Regions from separate parts of the Homo sapiens genome. Here region 2 is linked to region 1. Evidence: chromatin contacts called from ENCODE Hi-C or POLR2A ChIA-PET data. All regions are on one chromosome and are shown on one strand. Each heading gives the region's core, a stretch centred on a gene start or an enhancer-like site at or near the end of the contact. The rest is flanking DNA. Distances are from core to core; before and after follow the strand shown.

Evidence for each region. A loop is a pair of places that touch in the nucleus more often than their neighbours do. ChIA-PET counts read pairs that join two places held with the same protein, here RNA polymerase II (POLR2A). Pooled maps may share reads with other maps.
Region 2: a loop to region 1 is called in a map of CD14-positive monocyte, with 5 times the contacts of the local background. The contact joins the promoter of GNB1L here to the promoter of UFD1 in region 1. A Hi-C loop is called at or near these places in 2 of 168 maps with a recorded cell type or tissue (CD14-positive monocyte and CD8-positive, alpha-beta T cell), 6 of 37 single-sample maps with no recorded cell type and 15 of 50 pooled maps. POLR2A ChIA-PET finds 5 or more read pairs at or near these places in 2 of 52 experiments (GM12878 and K562).

What each region holds. Positions count from the first base shown.
Region 1 is chr22:19,477,293-19,480,751 of GRCh38, forward strand. UFD1 (ubiquitin recognition factor in ER associated degradation 1) reads right to left here and starts at 1,901. Exons shown (of 12, transcript NM_005659.7): 1 at 1,791-1,901. The coding sequence starts at 1,793. It overlaps CDC45 (cell division cycle 45), which reads left to right and starts at 2,628. Exons shown (of 19, transcript NM_003504.5): 1 at 2,628-2,727; 2 at 2,866-2,925. The coding sequence starts at 2,677. RefSeq lists silencers at 1,668-1,737, 2,528-2,577 and an enhancer at 2,138-2,437.
Region 2 is chr22:19,853,433-19,856,891 of GRCh38, forward strand. It overlaps GNB1L (G protein subunit beta 1 like), which reads right to left and starts at 1,442. Exons shown (of 8, transcript NM_053004.3): 1 at 1,388-1,442; 2 at 1,011-1,107. RTL10 (retrotransposon Gag like 10) reads right to left here and starts at 1,442. Exons shown (of 3, transcript NM_024627.6): 1 at 1,228-1,442; 2 at 1,011-1,107. It overlaps LOC124905080 (a long non-coding RNA gene), which reads left to right and starts at 1,540. Exons shown (of 2, transcript XR_007068005.1): 1 at 1,540-2,280. RefSeq lists enhancers at 1-550, 1,973-2,452.

The DNA of each region.
Region 1 (3,459 bases), core at 651-3,150:
GTGTCCAATGACAGATGAATGAATAAACAAATTGTGGTATGGTATATACATACAATGAAATATTATTCAGCTTTTAAAAGGAAAGAAATCCTGTCACATGGATGAACCTTGAGGATATCATGCCAAGTGAAGTAAGTCAGTCATAAAAGGACTTATATTTTATGAGTCCGCTTCTAGGAAGTACCTAGAGTAGGCAAATTCATGGAGACAAAGTGGAACAGAGATTGACAGGGGCTGTGAGGAGCAGAAAATGGAGAGCTATTGTTTAATGTGAGTAGAGTTTCACTTTTGCAAGATGAAAAAGTTCTGAAAATCTGTTGCTCGTGAATGTACTCAACACTATTGAACTATAGACTGAAAAACGGTTAAGATGATAAAAATTTGGTTTTTTTAACCACAACTAAAAAAAAATCTGTATTAGAGAAAATTTCTTGACTTGATTCCAAATATATATTTAGTAGAAGGAATGCCACCTACTGACAAAGCAGTTTACTAGCAACTCCAAAATTAGCAAGCTGAATTAGCCATCTCCCAAAATGCAAACATAGCATGTTCCCGCCTAAAATCTGGGATGGTTCTTTACTCCCTGGCACTCTAACACAGTAATTTCCAATCTTTTGTCTTTCTTCTTTTAAGCAGCATAACTGTTCAGCTAAATCTTGGCCAGAACCATAACACAGGAAATAGCGTTTCTGGGTGAACAAGGCCAGAACAGGGTAGGGGCTTGCTTCCCTTGAGTGCTTCTCACTAGCCAACCTATGTAAGCCATTTCTTCTCTTTGAATATAAAAGGTAAATCCGCACAAAGGGGCAACATACTTAACAACCTGCCTGCAGTTTACCCATGAACCCGACCTTCTGCCCCTTCTTTGCTGCTCCCGATCCCATCTCTCACTTTCCTTTTCAATCCCGAGACCTAGCACACTGCCTGGAACATATCAGGTATTCTTGAGTGGATGAACTCAAGAATAGAAATAAGCCAGGGTTTGACAGTGACACACTTGGGATAAAATCTAACAATCATTCCTTGTCTTTACTAAAATAAACAGGTGACAGGAAGACAATACCGTAGAGTGCTTTGCAGCCAGACAGACTTGGCTTCAACTCTCCAGTCCCTACTTCTGTGACTCGAATAAAGTACCTCTGTAAACGTTAGTTTTCTCATGTTTAAAATCATCATCATCCTTGCTTCCAAAGGGATTGTAGGGATTAAAAGAAATAAGCCGCGATGAGGGAGTACAGGTGTTAAAAGCTGTGTAACAGGAAATGTACCAGCAGGTATTAGCTTCCATCGTTATCATTACCGAACACAACACCGCTGTACAGATTCGAAGGCACGAACCCGTAGGCACGGAGCTCACGGAGCTGGGGCAAGAGCTGGGTGTCCCCCAAGAGCGGGGGATGCCCACTACGGATTCTCCCTGGGGAGCGCCCTGATTCTGTTCCCATCCCCAGCAACCTTGCAACTAACTTTGGGTTTATGGAAACCTGTTGCGCGTCCAGCACTTGGGAAACCCGTGAATGGACACAAACCTTCCTTTCTTTCGTCAAGGAGGGCAAGTCCGGCTGAGACAGAATGCGAGCCACGTTCAGGACCGGCGGACGCGACCACAGGCGGTTAGTGGTCAAGGGTCCTGCTTGTGCCCGGTGCGGCCGATGAGCCTGCAGGCCGGACTCAGGCCCGGGTGACTCGGCACCTCCGCCGCCGTCCCGCCCCGCCCTGCCCCGCCGGGCCCTACCTCAGGCCCCGGGCCAAGGCCCAGCCCCCGCCCGCTGCCCGTCAGCGCTTACCATGATGGACACCACCTGGCAGACTCCGCTCCTCTCAGGCAATGCAACGAAGAAACCCCGCCGACCGCTCTCCCAGCCGCCGCTGCCGCTGCCGCCGCGCCAAGCCGGTACGCCCCAGAGGCTCACCGGAAGTGCCGGACCCGAGACCCGGAGGGGGGGTGCCCGGGACAAAGCGTCGGCTGCAAAAGAGAAAAGGCCAGGCGAAGACGCTAGGCTCTAAAACACCCTCAGTAGAAGCATTAAAATGCCCTTTCGTGATTTATTTCCCCTTTTATAGGTATTTTTAAACGTTATTTTAAATTACGTGTTGACAGTATTCCCCTCCAGACGAATTTAGTAGGGCCCATTGTCCTTACGACTACACTACCCACAATGCACTACCCAGACTGCCTCTGCTTCAGCCATCGAGGACTCGGGCGGAACTAAGCTACAAATCCTTCTTCAAACCACACCAAAAACCTATTGCAAACGTAAATGCTGCCCCATTGGGTATGTGACTGAGTTTAATGTATGGTTAGAAGTATACTTTCCCTGAGGGTTCCCAGTGGGAGGCAGTAGGCTTCTCTTCCCAAAGTAAAGATGTCCGCCCAGCGTCGCTTTTCTGGGTAAAAGCGAGTCAGAGTTGAAGGGGGCAACAGTGTTTGCGTTCGGCCTCAGAGGTGACGCTTCTTTGGGGGCGGGCTGGAGTTTTCTGGCCGTGAATGGCAGAGCGCTAATGGCCGCCTCCAATGTGGCCCAATCAGAAAGAAAGGAAGGCTGGGAACTAAGAAGCTATTGGTTGGTGATCCCTGGACCAATCGGAGGAGCCGTGATTTGGCGGGAGTCTTGACCGCCGCCGGGCTCTTGGTACCTCAGCGCGAGCGCCAGGCGTCCGGCCGCCGTGGCTATGTTCGTGTCCGATTTCCGCAAAGAGTTCTACGAGGTGGTCCAGAGCCAGGTGACGCCCAGTCCGGGACCCCCGCCGAGGCCTTGCCGGTGGGGAAGGGATGAGGGGGAGCGACCGTGGGTGACCGGGAGGCAGGGGAGGGCCGGGGTTCGGGTCGCCGTGTTCAGCCGGTCTGCTCTTCCCCGATAGAGGGTCCTTCTCTTCGTGGCCTCGGACGTGGATGCTCTGTGTGCGTGCAAGATCCTTCAGGTGAGTTCTGCGGACCCTAGGAGGGCGGGGCCGGCGCGCGAGGTGAGGGTGCTGCGTGGGGGCGCAGGGCGGGCAGAGTGTCAGGATGGGTGCTGAGGGCTTAGGGTGGGAGAGGGAGCAGGGCAGGAGGTGAACAGCAAGTGAGAGGAGAGAGACTCGGAGGAGAGGTTGCCTCCCTGTCCCAACGGTGTGGGGTGGGATAAAGGATTAAGTAAAAGGTAAAGAGACTAGTTTGTATTTTTGCAATAAGCTATTAATATTAATAGGTGAACACAGCAGTTGCATTTGGGGGAAACTTTGGATCTGTCGTGGCCTCTCAAATGGGGGATTTGAGAGAGAGGAATCTGTGACAACTGTGGGTATAGTCGTGTCACAGGTGTTGCTGGGAATATGGGAGCCCCTAGTCTATTAGGGAAGATCGTTAGTTTGGTTTTGAATAGGGCATAGTATTTACGTTGTTTTGGTCAGGCCCTTGGATCAGGAACTTTTCAGAAGGCCTGGAAGTTAAATCGGCATTTCTCCCCGATGTTTTAC
Region 2 (3,459 bases), core at 192-2,691, 380 kb after region 1:
CTAACTCTATCTAGCCCCCTCCCCAGTCTCTCTGCAAACGGAGGCCCACTCACGACCTCCAGGAAACTCTCTGCTTCACCCCACACACAAACGCCACCGGCTCACTGGGAGCACAAGGCCTGCACACACCTTCATCCCACATCTCCTATCTGCTGGCCATCCCCCCTCAGGGTGAGTTCCTCCAGGTACCTCCCAGGGTGGCCTGCAGCACTAGAACCTGCCAGGGCCACTGGCCCTACCTCCACCACCCAAACACTCTGGAATCCCTCAGGTCTGACCCCCCTCTGGGGGGGGGGTCTTCACCTGAAAGCCCAGCCCATGACCCTGGCTTCCCACCTTACTGCAGGATTATACTAAGGCCTGGACGTGAGTCGAGTCCAGTCCAGTCCCTCACTGAGCTCTAAAAAAGCAGTGACCCCGATCCAGGGCCCAGCTCCCACCACCAGCCAAGGTTAGGTATCCAGGTTGCCCACAATGACCACACCCCATGCCCGGGAGCCACAGTGTGCTACCCAGATCTCTGCCTTCCCTTCTTCCCAGTCCCCTACCCTGCCCACTCACCTGCGCACCTGTGTCCCCTGCAGTCTGGGAGAAGGCTTCCCTGCACCAGCCAGCCAGGCCTGCTTTGGGCCTGAGCCTTCCTAACCCTGGGCCGCACTCTCACCATTTTGAGAACCTTAGCCCTCCCACGCCTATCAGTCTGTTGGTCCCCCTACTTTTCTCCCCACACTGCCTGGCATAGAAGACTTTCGGCCCTTCTAGACTGGACAGCACTATCCTAAAGGGGCAGGTACCACGGCGCATGTGTGTTTGCCCCCACAAGGCCAAAGGCAGCACCTGGAACGCTGGAGCCGTTCTCTGCTCTGGGGAGACCCAGGAGCCCCAAGAACAAAACCTGCCCAAAGCCTTAAAGCAAGCTGAGTGCAGACGACTGCACCGCCCGCCCCCCAGCAACCGCCATGCAGGAAATACGAGCTCACAAGGCCCACGGCAACAAGAAGCCCACCCACCTGAGGCTACGCGAATCGCCCGCGAAGAGGGTCCTGGGATCCGTAGCCACAGACCGTGGGACGGGCCTCCCTCTGAGGGCGAGAGTCCAGGCGCCACCTAGAAAGTGGAGAACGAGATCGGCCGCCGTGAGGCCAGGCAAGGAGCGGGCGCGGCTTCCCGAGACTGCGAGAACGGCCCAAATGTCTCCAGGTGCCCCCACAAACCCCCGGCGCGGACCGAGAAACTGAGGCCCGCAGACCGAAGGCACTGCGACCCAGGCTGGGGCTCCGAGTGCCCCTCTGCGGATCAGAAGTCGGGAAAAGACGCAGGGGCGCAGCTCCAGGCCCGCGTGCACGGAGTTCAAGCCGGCCGCCCGGGCTCCCGCCTCCACACTGACCCTCTTGCCGGAGTCGGGAACGCCTGCTCCTAGGAGCGCCGCGCAGCGTCCAGAGACCGATTACATCGCGCAGCCACGCCCCCAGCGTGCGCGCGGCCGCCGTGTACGACCCGGCGCATGCTCCCGGCACGCTCCACGCGCTCCTCCCATCCAGGCCGCGCCTGCGCTGTATGCCGTGTGGCCGCTACCTCGCAGGCTCTCCCGGTCCCTGCTGGCGCGGCAGTGCCGCGCGGTGGGTGATGGGAGAGCGCGCCCATTCCCACGCCGCGCCAAGTGCCACGGGATCAGGTGGGGCCGCGTGTACAGGCGCGAGACGGTCGGGCCAAAGCTGCCCCTCATGATCCCCAGCGGACGGTGCCCGGCGGTCCCTCAGATCCGGGAAATCTGCACCCGGCTGTGGCGTAGACCGAGGGGCCGATGCTGCTTCAGCCCGCCGTTACTGCCCTGGCGTCAGCCAGACACTGGGGTGCTGCTGGGCGTCGAGAGGGCTGCTGCGGGGCCGGGCTAAGCCTGGGGGGCTGCAGGTGTCGGGGTGGATGTGGGCATAGCGGGGCTGCTGGGCCTCGTGAGCGCCCTGGAACGGCGTGCCCGCGGAGTGCCTCTCATCACTCATTGCCAGTGCGGGGAACCTTGTTAGGGCCCGGTTCGACGTAGCTGCAGGCTGGGCGCCAGAGGCAGGGGGCAGGCAGTCCGAGAGGACCCTCTACCTGCATACCTGGGGGCTGCAGGCAGGGCCTCTGGGCCTCCTTGTTGTGGATATAATTGTGTGCTTCCCGACTCAGGCCGAGGCTGGACCCGGAGACGACAGCGAGGGCAGGCTACCAAGCCCTCCCCACAGGGCCGTGCCCAGCCCAAGCCTGCCGAGTCAGCACCCAGATCCTGGGACAAGATAGGTGAGGATGAAGTGGTGGTGCTCTTCTCACTTGCACAAGCCGTCCCACGCCACCTCTCCTCGGCTTCACGGTGCCTAGAGAAGAGGTGGGAGAGGGTGCAGGCGCCCCAGCTCAGGATCTGATGCCTGTGGGCCAAGGACCTGGATGCAAGCCAGGAGTCCTTGGGGCCACGGGCAGGCAGCCGGATTCACCGGAAAGTGACGCTTCTCAAGGGGAACACACACGTAACACACCAGCTCCCTTTCTGCCCTGGTCCAGTGACTCCTTTCATGAAAGCTCTCTGAAATGTTATCTGCATTTACACCCAAACTCACTCACTTTGATCCCTGAAACGCGAATCAAAGGTCACATTGTACCTTCCCTGGGTCTGTGGGGCTTTCAGCAGCCTGGGCCAAAAATAATAAAAGTGGCACCGAGCCAGGAAACGCCTCCTTGAAGTGGGAATGAAATTTGGATTTTTTTCGGTTGTATCTTTCCTAATTGACCTGATAATTTAAACTTCCTCCCTCAAGGGAAAGGTGGGGGTTCCCACAAATTCAGCTTACCTCAGCCTCAAGGCAGCTCAGTCTACAGCTCAGCGCCCATCAGCAGAGTGGGCAGTGGGCCTGTGGAAGAAATGAATCCAACTGAGCCAGAAAAGGCCTTTTTTGGTCCAAATTTTTTTTTTCTTTCAGGCCCTCTCCTGTGTATAACTGTCATGCACCGCATAACAACGTTTTGGTCAACTAGGGACCACATATGTAACTGGTCATCCAGTAAGCTATAGTTATTTTATTATTGAAGAAAGAAAATTTTTAGGCCAGGCGCTGTGGAGGCTCATGCTTGTAATCCCAGCATTTTGGGAGCCCAAGGCGGGCAGCTCATTTGAGGTCAGGAGTTTGAGACCAGCCTGGTCAACATGGTGAAACCCTGTCTCTACCAAAAATACAAAAAATTAGCCGGGCGTGGTGGTATGTGCCTGTAATCCCAGCTACTTGGGAGGCTGAGGCAGGAGAATCGCTTGAACCCAGGAGGCGGAGGTTGCAGTGAGCTGAGATTGTGCTACTGCACTCCAGCCTGGGCAATAGAGTGAGACTCCATCTCAAAAAAAAAGGAAAATGTTTAATATAAGTGTGTTGCAGCCTAAGTGTACAGTGTTTATAAAGTCTAAAGTAGTGTACAATAATGTCTTAGGCCTTC